2 separate regions of the Mus musculus genome follow, and region 2 is linked to region 1. The links are chromatin loops, found by intact Hi-C in ENCODE. Cell type or tissue: heart. All regions are shown on one strand. Links, peaks and the distances in the headings refer to the core of each region. The heading gives the core; the rest is flanking DNA.

Evidence for each region. Peaks named below come from ENCODE experiments on the same cell type or tissue, not always from the same donor. Only the 100,000 strongest peaks of a DNase experiment are listed, where the experiment ranks them.
Region 2: it touches region 1 in a loop (1.9-fold over the local background); 1 of 42 quality-filtered maps calls a loop at or near these places.

What each region holds. Positions count from the first base shown.
Region 1 is chr4:32,535,593-32,540,970 of GRCm38, forward strand. The region is part of intron 2 of Bach2 (BTB and CNC homology, basic leucine zipper transcription factor 2); the gene reads left to right. Among named protein-coding and RNA genes, the nearest start is that of Bach2os, 33 kb to the right of the region's middle. In heart, for the core only: CTCF peaks have their summits at 1,653 and 2,672 (motif pointing left); a DNase peak (open chromatin) is centred at 2,679; H3K27ac peaks cover 2,431 bases.
Region 2 is chr4:32,407,039-32,412,416 of GRCm38, forward strand. It overlaps a transcript of Bach2 not described here. Among named protein-coding and RNA genes, the nearest start is that of Bach2, 7.7 kb to the right of the region's middle. In heart, for the core only: a CTCF peak has its summit at 2,234; a DNase peak (open chromatin) is centred at 2,253.

The DNA.
Region 1 (5,378 bases), core at 146-5,145:
TTCTCCTATACACATTTAGCACATGGACTCTATAGGATTGTGATACTAAATTGCCACATGCCAAATAAGAAAACTGAGGCGGAAAAGTTTCATTAAATTGCTACAATGTCAGCTTCTCAACCGAGGACATGGGATAGCATCTCAGACAGCCCGGCTCCATGGCCCAGGTTCTGAATCCTCACATCAGAGATGGAAACAGTTAACACTCAATAAGCAAATAAGATCGTCTGTGCTTTAACAGCTGGGGAGATGAAGTCCAGGGTCTCCTGCCTGGCCGCTGTACACCCTTGGGGAACGGCATCCCCTGTAGCTCATGGTCCCCAGGAACCACACAGAAGGCATCGTGAACCTAAACTAGGAATGTAGTTTTATATAAGGAATGATGTGAGAAAAAAAATAAAAGAAGTTGAAGAGCAGTTTACAATGGTAAGAGAAAACACCTGAAATTGGAATAAATCATCTCCACGTTTCTTTCATTTCACCCACAAATGCCTCTCTTCAATTCAGGTCACTTACTGGAGACCTTGCTTTTTTGGGTAACTAAACTTAGACAAACCTACTTCTGTCAGGGTCCCCCAAAAGACACCTGACACCTCAGGAATGTGACAGTAATCATTGTGTTATGCAGGGCCACACACACCCCAGAGCTGCCTGTGTCCTTGGTCCCTAAAGCCAATGCAGGTGGCACCCTACATGGCTAGGGGTCTGCTATGACAAGAGCATCCTGAGATGGGAGACCACCCTGGCTGACCTACTGGATTCAGTACACCTCCCTTGGAGAGGGAGGCATGAGACAGAAAGCCCAGTGTGGAGGTCAAATTCTACACAGCGGCTGGTGGAAAACGCTTCCGGGGCACAGACTGCCCCAGGAGAGCTGCCTCTCCCCTGCCTTCTTCTCAACCCTGGCGATGGCTGCCTTCAACATATCATCTCACTGTGCTAGTTCGCCTAAATTCTGCTCATCTGTATAATGTTTTCGTTTAAGAACGGGTTCATGACACATGGCTTTAATCTTATCACCTGGGCGGCAGAAGCAAGTGGGTCTCCCTGAGTCTGAGGTCAGCCTGGTTTACCCAGCATCCCACAGCAGCGGAGCTAAACAGTAAGACCCTGTCTCAGGAGTTTTGAGAGAGGGAAGAGGGGGATCCTCGAGTTCCATGGGAGCTTTTGCTTCATTTGTTTGTGCGGCTCCTGTGTCCGACAGTCCCTGGAGCACAGAATGAGTGACTGACCTTAACGGCTGGTCCTTCAAGAAATCTGTAGGCTACAGGACTGCACCCTGTCTTCCATCACCTGCCTGCCTTGGCTGTTTGAGAATCTCTGTATATTTCCTGTTGTAGCCACTACATGGTAAAAATAGCCCACATGGTTTCCAGCTGGAACTCATTTCCGTAAGTGCTGTGTCCAGGTTGTGACTCTGGTTAACTAGGAGCAGTGGGGAGTTGCGTTAGCCATCCAAGGTCTTGAACTGGCTGGTAGGTTGTTCTTACGACTGCCAACTCTTCCTCCTCCTGGCCTCCCTGTGTTCTTCCAGTGCTGCCTGTGTTCCAACCACAGTGGGAGCTCTCCTGGACTTCCGTAACTGGTTTGTCCCTGCCTAGGCTGGTCCCCAAATGCAGTCAGTGTGATCTCCCTAATGCTCGCCTGCATGGCACACTGCAGTGCCTCCCCATGGCCTGCCAACCTCTTTTGTGGTTGAGAATGGCCTTTCCAGTCTTGGGTCTGCTCCCTCCTCTCCAGCGTCATAGTTCCTCCTCCCCTGCTGCCGGAGTCCTGCCCCACAAGCCCTGTGCCCTAGTCTCTCCTGTGCCATTGCACATTGCTTTCTGCCAGCTCCAGCAGCCTATGAACCACTCCCTCGGGGTTAGATACCCTTCCACCAGCAGCTTTCTATTCTTACTACATCCTACCTGTTATTAGCTTGTAAGATCTGCTGACTTGTCCTGTCTCGTTAGTCCAGATCCTCACTAGCGAGGTACTCTTTCTTCATTTTTTTGGTGTGTGTGTGTGTGTGTGTGTGTGTGTGTGTGTGTGTGTGTGCGCGCGCACGCACATGTGCGCATATCTCCCTCTCTCCCGGCCCCTACACACACACACACACACACACACACACACACACACACTGCCCCGCCCCACCCCACCCCTACAATGGAACCACAGAAGATGGCTGGAATGAATTTGTTAAAGGAAGTGATTTGTACTCTACTTTGTAAAGTTATTTGTCACCCACATTGTCCCTGTAGGGGACACATAGCCTTTCCTGGGTGAGTGACACCTCAGCCTATGAACCTAATCCATACATATCTTCCTTTGGCACTTTCGCTCCAGAATCACTGTACCTTGTGGTGACAATGAGCCAGGAGAACTACAGAGTGTCTGTCTGTCTTAAGGGGTTACTTGTTGGTCAAGTTGGCAACTCATAAAATCCTCTTCCAGTACAATCCAGTCACCATTAAAAACCAGCCTCCAGTAACCAGCTAAGAAAAAATATCCTCTAGGTGATGGACAAACAACAGGCTCAGAGTCCCTTCCCCACCCCCAGGAAAGCACAGTTTGAATTTTACATGTTTGTTTGAGGCAGTTTGCCTCTCCAACCTCACCCTCTGACTTTTCCTTGTGACCCAGATATAGGAATATCTTGTGTTCTCTTGCTCCCTCTCCTGGCCTGGCCTGCCTTTAGCAAGAAGAGCACGCTCTTAGAATTGGCACCGACTGGGTGGTGGGGGTCTGAGCAGCTGAACAAAGCCACCAGCCAGCTCAGCACGGTTTATTAGAAGATCCACGGGAAACCAGCAACAAAGTCTTTTCTTCATATTTGCAGTGCAGCCTGACTGAGTGAGGAGGGGCGGTGCTGGCACTGGGAAGACATGAGCCTGGCATCCTTTCTAAGGGATGAAATGCTTCCCAGAAAAAAAAAAAGGGGGGGGGGGAGGCATTGCCCAAAAAAGCACTAGATAACTACCCTTTTTACAATGTCTCCCTGAGGACATAGAGAACCATGTATGCTGGTTACTCATTATCCAGTCTAGTGCAGTAATAACCCCTCTGATAGTCTACTCCTAACATGCACCAGACAAAGTCCTGTAACAGCTGGCCTATGTCATGGTGAGGAGCAGGACTATGCACCTTTCCCACCCAAAGATGGAATGTGAATGCTCTTCAGAGCCTGGCCACGTTGTGCATCCTTTCAGGCACACGGGCCTGAGACAGGACACAGGGCTTTCCCTGGTGATGGAGGGACAGCATTATAGCCCGCACTCTTCATGAGGAGAGCCAGGACATCACTGGTCTTCCGAAGGCTGACCCTGCTCCCTTTTTTATTGATCACATGGCTTCTTCTTAGGCGCTTCATAATCCTGCCAGTTCACCGTGTGTTGCTTTCCAAAATATCTTGCCTGCTAACCATACCGTCTTTCCTACTTTCCTTTCCTTTCTCATGCTGACCTAGGATGGCTTGACCAAATCTAAAGTTTTCCAACTTAGCAGACTGAGAACAGGACAGTTCAGTTTACAGAGTTCACTCTCCGCGCCTTCACTTTCCCACGAGCTCGCAGGCTGCTGCCCTCTGAGCTGCAGCTCTGGCAGAGTGTGTCCTATCTCAGCACCCATCTGCTCTGCTCTGTGGTGTCGTGCGCAGTGCCTGGCTTTCCCAAGGTGCCAAGCCCTTTGTGTTCTGTTGCCTCTTTCGAGACAGAAGGAAGACACTCATTCCGGGTGTTTATGGAAGGTCTTTTCCTAGAAAGCCACGAGGTTGTTCTTGTGTCTTTACTGAGGTCAGGGTCCCTGTGTGCGCAGAGCGGTGACTGATTTGTGTTAGTTCTGTGCCCTCTCATTACGCAGCCTGCTTCTGTTTCAGCTTAATATGTTAGAGAACACACTCACGCTCTTCCTCTCATCTATTGTCCCAGGAACTTTAACAATGGTGTGGGCGAACATTGAGACACCTGTTTCATGTGCCGTTTGCACAGTCTAAGTTCCTCCACGATAGAATTTTTTTTTTTTGCTTTCAAGTTTACGTTATGACCCAGAATAATGAATGTTCAAGTAATATTTTGTGCTGGTTAATTAGTAACATCTTATTTATAAAAGTTACCTAATTTATTCAGAATTCATGCAGAAAAAATACAAAGTGAGCATTTCTTTATGATCTAGTGGTTTCAGTCCAGTAGAGTAGTATTTGATTTGATAGGAAAATGTGACCTTTTGCTGATGTTATCGTCCTCTGAAATTTACAGAATCGTCTTCACCGTGCATATGTTTAGTAAACTTCTAGTATAGTCCATGCAGGAGGCACATCAAAACTTTAAGTTGAAGAACTCATTATCTAGAGAGAGATTGTGGAATATTCACATGATATGAAAGAACACTGGAAAACAGCTCTTACATGGTGGTCTGCTAGTAGTGTCTGTTGCCCAGGTCAAAAAAGGAAGGCACCAATTGAATTGGCACCTCCTTTATAGAGATTTCTCCTGGCTCCTTCATTCTCTGCCAATGGACACCCCACTCTGTCCTCCACAGTTTCCATAGGTACCATTGTCGTAGGGCTGTTGGAGAGGTCAGGTCCAAGTGCACCTAAGTACTTAGTACAGCGTCAGTAAATGCTAGAAGTCAAAAGCAAGGCTGAGCATGATTAGAGAAGACAACTAGAAGTACCAAAATGATGAGATTGAGGGAATTTTGGAAGTCATACAAGGAAGGCAGAAAGAAGAGAGTCCCTTCTCAAACAGACTGTGTCAGGAACGTTCACTCAGAGATTCTCCAACCTTCCCCTGACACTCCAGAGAGATCATGGAAGTATGGGGAGAGAGGAGACAGATAAGGCATTAGCAGGAAGGAGCATACATGGGCAAGGACCTGGCCGTGACTTCTGATTTGGCTTACATTTTCCCTACAATGGTGATGCAACCTAGAAATTGTTAAGCCCTGGTCTTCCATACTGATTACAGAATAAAATAATAATACTGTCCGGACACTTTCTAGCTTAGCTGAGGTTTTCAGAGCTGTGCCACACTGAAAGGTGGCTGCTTTTAAAATGTGTTGAGTGAGTTCTGTGGTTCCTGCCATCCAGAAACCAGATGCTTACTACAGAAGAGTGCATCCTGGCCAGCGTGGTTTTCACTGTGGTCCGATTTTCTCCTTCAGTAACTACAGTTCCATCAAAATACTGGAACACTCCTGAGTACGGTGGGAACCTCAACCTGCATCTTTAACAACATGTTCAGAAATGGTTTGAATCACCCAAAATGAGACCACCTGGTGTTCTTGAGGTTTGGCATTTCAAAAAAAAAAAAAAAAAGTTCATTTTCAGGATATTTGGATATCCTTATTTAAAGTTGTTTTTTTTTAAGGTATTTTCCCAGTTGGGAGTTATGAGTAAA
Region 2 (5,378 bases), core at 93-5,092, 130 kb before region 1:
GTCTGCTTTTAGAATTCATATGGAGAAGCAAGGGGCCCAGAATAGCTCTATCTTAAAGAACAAAGTTGGAGGACTCACACTTCCTTATTTTAGGTCACACTGCAGAGCCACTTCAACAGACAGCATAGTACTCCACCTCACACCACACACAACGATTAACTCAGTACAGTGGAATTCAGCATCTCGAGAACTCCTACAAGAAAGCAGCCTATCTGGGTAGGGTGTGTAGCTAGAGAAAGGGTGCGCTCAAGATAGAGACCAGCTACACAGCAAGTTCCAGGTCGGTGTGGGCATGAAACACTGTCTCCAAAGCCACAGGAGACAAAGGGGGGGGGAACAACAGGTAAGGGTGACCATGTAAAAATTAAAAACTTCTGTGCTTTTAAAGAAGACCATTAAGAAAGTAAAAAAGACAAACCTTATTCATGAGATAAAATATGTGCAACTTGCATATCTAACAAAGGTTTAGTATCTAGGCTATATAAGTAATTTTTGTAATTCAACACTCTTAAAGCAAATAACTCAATAACAAGCAAAGAATTAAAACATTTTCCAGAAAATATGTACATGAAACGACACTCGACATCATTAAACATTAGAAAATATAGATTACAGTCATAATGAGATGTCACCTTACCCCCAGTGAGATGAACGTCCGAAAGACTACCACAATGCCTGTGGGGGTGTGGAGACCCTACTGATGGATTGTAAAAGAGTACTATCATGGGAAGCGTTTTGAGCAGTTGTTCAAAATGTTAAAGAATCAGTGTATATCCCAGTACACTAACCAAGGTTCTCCAGAGAAATAGAAGGGTGTGTGTGTGTGTGTGTGTGTGTGTAAGAAAGACTCGAGAATAAACGAGAATAAATGTGTTTTGAGGAACTGGTTCACATGTTTATTGTGGAGGGCAATATTATCACTTGGACAGGATCTAGGATCATTTGTGAGACAAGTCTATGGGTCTACCTGTGGGGATTGTATAGATTAGGTTAGCTTCTGGCCAGGCATGTGAAGGATTATCTTGATAGGTTTAATTGAGGTGGGAAGACTCACCCCAAGTATGGGCGGACACATTCCCTGGGCTTGGTGTCCTGGACTGCATAAAGGGACAGAGGGGGGGTGGCGGGGGGGCGGGGGGGGGGAGTAATCTGCACACCAACAGTCACCATTCTGTTTCCCCACTTCAAATGCAGTATGGCCAGCTCAAACCTACCATGACAGACTGGATCCTTGAACTGTGAACCAAAATGAACCCTTTGAGCCTTAGGTTGCTTAAGGGCTCCATGTGTGTGTGTGTTAATTTTTTTCCAAGGAAGGAGTCATCAGGTTGTAAAAGGACCTTTGATAGGAGAAATGTTAAAACATTATTTAGAGTGCCAGGCTAATTTTCTGGCCGTGTGATACATTGCACTAAGTGGTAGGAAGATTTTATCACAGCAACAGGAAAAGTGTTGAGAAAATTAAGACAATATGGAAGCTAACAAGTCTAAACTCTGTTTAGACTCTAAAGGCAGACAGTCTGCTCTCCCTCAGAAAGGCCTTCAGCCGATTGAATGAATCCCGCTTGTATTCTAGACAGTAATTTGCTTTACTTAAAGACTACATTAGTAAATGCTAAGCCCATCTTGCTTCAAGAGCAGAAACCCTAGTGTGGACTGAATAAAGATTGCCTCACTCAGTGGTCAGAGTGAGCAGATGGCATACTCCCAAGAAGCAACATAGGAAAGACTAAATGATTTTTTTTCTTTTTAAGAGCAGAAAATGTAAAACTTAAATTCAGAGCCGGGCGTGGTGGCGCACGCCTTTGATCCCAGCACTCGGGAGGCAGAGACAAGTGGATTTCTGAGTTCGAGGCCTGGTCTACAAAGTGAGTTCCAGGACAGCCAGGACTATACAGAGAAACCCTGTCTCGAAAAATAAAACAAAACCAAAACAAAAGACCAAAAAACCCTTAAATTCAAAGGGGGGGAGGGTTGTTACTATTGTTTGTTTGTTTGTTGTTTGTTTTTAATTTGGTTTACGTTTTTCAGTGATGTAAGTGGTGGAAAGAATCAATGTCAGCAAAAAAACAACAACAAAACAACAGGAAGTTAAGTTGGATCTAAGATGACTGTAGCGCCTACAGAACATCAGCTAGACCAACACAGCAGAGACTGACCAGAGGAGCGGGTGTTCCCAACACTGTCAGCTAACTTGGTGCAGCCATGTTAACAATAGGATTGACCAGAAGCCAGGTGGCGATGTCCCTAAAGCCAAACCAGTGCTGAGGCAAACAGCACCAGAGGAAATCACCCCGAGATGCCCGGGGCCTTAGTGCCAGTGCTGGGGCCTGGGAACAACATGAACTCTAGTTCTTCTACAGATTTTAATCTGGAGTTCACAGATGCATAGAGGACCCCTAATAGACTTGAAAAGGTCCTTGAACCTTTGATTACCACATGGAGCAGTTTTGTGTGTGTTAATTTTTTTCCAAGGAAGGAGTCATCAGGTTGTAAAAGGACCTTTGATAGGAGAAATGTTAAAACATTATTTAGAGTGCCAGGCTAATTTTCTGGCCGTGTGATACATTGCACTAAGTGGTCTGGCACTCCCAAGTCTTGGACTAAAAATGAATTCTTAGTGCATGATCTCACTGCCTGCAGGGCAGTTTGATTCTGCCCTGGCATTTGATGGGACTTGTTAGAGGATTCGGAAAGGCAGGATGTTGGTACGTTTGAGGCCATTAAACCAAGAAGGAAGAAAAATATATTGTGGAGTTGAATTAAATGCTGAATGGCTAAGGACATTTTTTATGGTCTTTGTCAACACTCGGAAGGAAACCCTGCTTAGAAACAAGTGAGTGACAAACCAGCTCCGTCTAGATGCAGCATGTTGGGTAAACAAGTCGTCTTTCCAAGAAACGCCGCTTCAGTCATGCTTTGATAGTGGAGACCGGGAGGGCTGGGATGCTTGTGTCTGTGATTATAACTAGTATATGACCTAGAAAAGCATCCAAAGGTCCTTTTCCATATGGAGACCAGAGTTCCTACAGCTCTGGTGTCAAATGTGGAAAACAAATGAAGGGTGTGTCCTGGAGGCCCTGATCTATAGGAGAGATTCTATATAAAATGAGGCACAGCCCTCAAAGTGCCTCTCTCTCCAGGCCCTTGCTTTAAGTCTTATTTTTGGTCTTGATCATTAATTCCCATTACAGTAGATGGACAGTGGTGATGGTTGCTCAACCAGAAATGTACTTAATGACCACTAAACTGTTTATCTAAAATGATGAAAATGGCCAATTATAAACTCTGGATACTTTATTATGACAAAAACATAGGATAATACAGAGTGGCGACGGTCCACTTATCTTATGTGAGAAGATTTCTGTGCAGGAGAACTAAGCGTTCAGAATCTTGTCAGTGGCCAGTCTCACCCAGAGAGATCCTGAGGGCCCTGCCAGCCAGGGAAGAAGAGAAAAAGGACAGGCCAATTTCTGTGTCAGTAGGAATAATGAGCCAGGTGAGAAATCACAGATGATAAATAAAGTAGAGACGAGGATGGGTAGATTGATGTGAGATGTAAGGTGAAGATAGAACTGACAGCCTGTACTGAGGGCCTAGCCAGCAGTGAGGAGCAAAGATGGTTCGTGGTTTTTTCTGCTGGAGCAGTTGGGTCCACGGTAGCATCTTCTGTTGACATGCTGCCTCATGCCTCTCTTACCTGCCGCTCGCCTCACTTGTCTTTAAGGGCTCTCGGCATGACTTCCTGTAGCCTTTCCTTGCTTTAGCTGCCATCCTTGTGTGGCCCCACAGGGTCAGCTCAGAAACTTGTGAGTGTGGGATCCGGATGCTCAACTGTGTTGCCTGGATGGCACGAAGCAAGCCAGTCTGCAGATGAGACTGAGAGGCTGTGTGGCTCTCAAGAAAGGGTCAGAACTGTGCAGGATCTCTGTTGGCTTCTAGAAGAAAGATAGCAGAGGTCTTAGAAGACTGCAAATCTTAGGAGGAGGCAGAAAGATCTCTACAACTTGACCAAGTACTGAAGCTAGGAGGAAGAGTTAAGGCATTGTTGATGACCATCCAAGATCCAAGAAGAAACATTCTTCATGAAGTTGACAGAAGCCCCTAAGAGGTATGCCTGCTTGCAGCCCACAGTGAACTTGATGTCTGGCTGTGTGATATAGTATCCTTGAAGTCACGTGGGCACTAATACCCCGATGCCATTTGAGAACCGACTCTGCGGATGTTTTCTGGGTGGGCGTTGCCAGGGCTGATGATCCTCTCTAGAGGCTGGATTTCAGGATGAGATTGCTATTATGGGTTTTCCCTGTGATACTCAGCAACCATGGACCATATGCTTACAGTTACTCCTCGAGGGAACTCTGACAAGATGATGATACTGCTTTTTCAAAAGAAACTACAACAGAAGGGGAAGTGGGGGGACACACCTCTAAGTTGTAATGTGCTTCACAACGCATGAGCACTAACAAACTAAGCAGTCGGCTTGTGTACAAACTGCCATGGCATCTGCTGCTTTGCCACCTTGCTTTGCTGTTTTACTGAGTACACAGAAAAAGTGAACACCATTTTTTTGAGGAGGGGAACGTACTCTCTGACTGGTAGTGAATATCAGTGTTGTGTAGGAAAGAGGTGGCTGCTTCCTTGGGTGAGCCTGGGTAGTCCCTTTGTCCAGCGGTGTGCCCTTAGGTAAGGCACTTTGAGTGTCCGAGCCAAGGTTCTTTTATCCTCCAAGTGGGCTAATAACACTGAAAATCCCTAGCTCAGTCCCTAATAGAAGTTTTCAGTAAAGGAAAATCACGGTAGTAATACAGACGCTGTACCCACAGACTGGTGTCTGTTAGTTACAGAGTCAATGAAAGTCTAGGAATTAGTTCAGATTAGCTAGTTTTCACTCATTTGTTTTTGGTTACTTCTCCTTTTCTTATAACTCTTTTTTCCAAATCGCTTGGTGACAAATAGTTCAGGTTGCAACCTCTTTTAGGATAGGATAGATAACATCTGAATTTTGCTATATCTGGGAACATAAACACCGTCCTTGGTTGTTAGACAGAGTGAATTCAGGCTCAGGAAGAGAAGGACCGATGGTCTGAGCACTGTATCCCAGAAACTGCATTCCAGCTACAGTTCCACAGACAGAACAACTAGGTCCCTGCACCTGAAACATGTAAATGGCATCTCCCTAGGGTATGTGCCTGTTCGTGTGCACCTGTGTGTGTGCTGGTGGTTGTCTGTGTTGTATGTGTCTCTCTCTGTCTCTGTGTGTGTGTTCAATCTTAATTCACTTTCTCCATCTTATTGAAGTGCCTTTATCTCTTCCCCCTTTTTGCTCTGTGATAGCACAGGGCACATTTCCTTGTGTTGCTTTCCCAGGGCAGTAG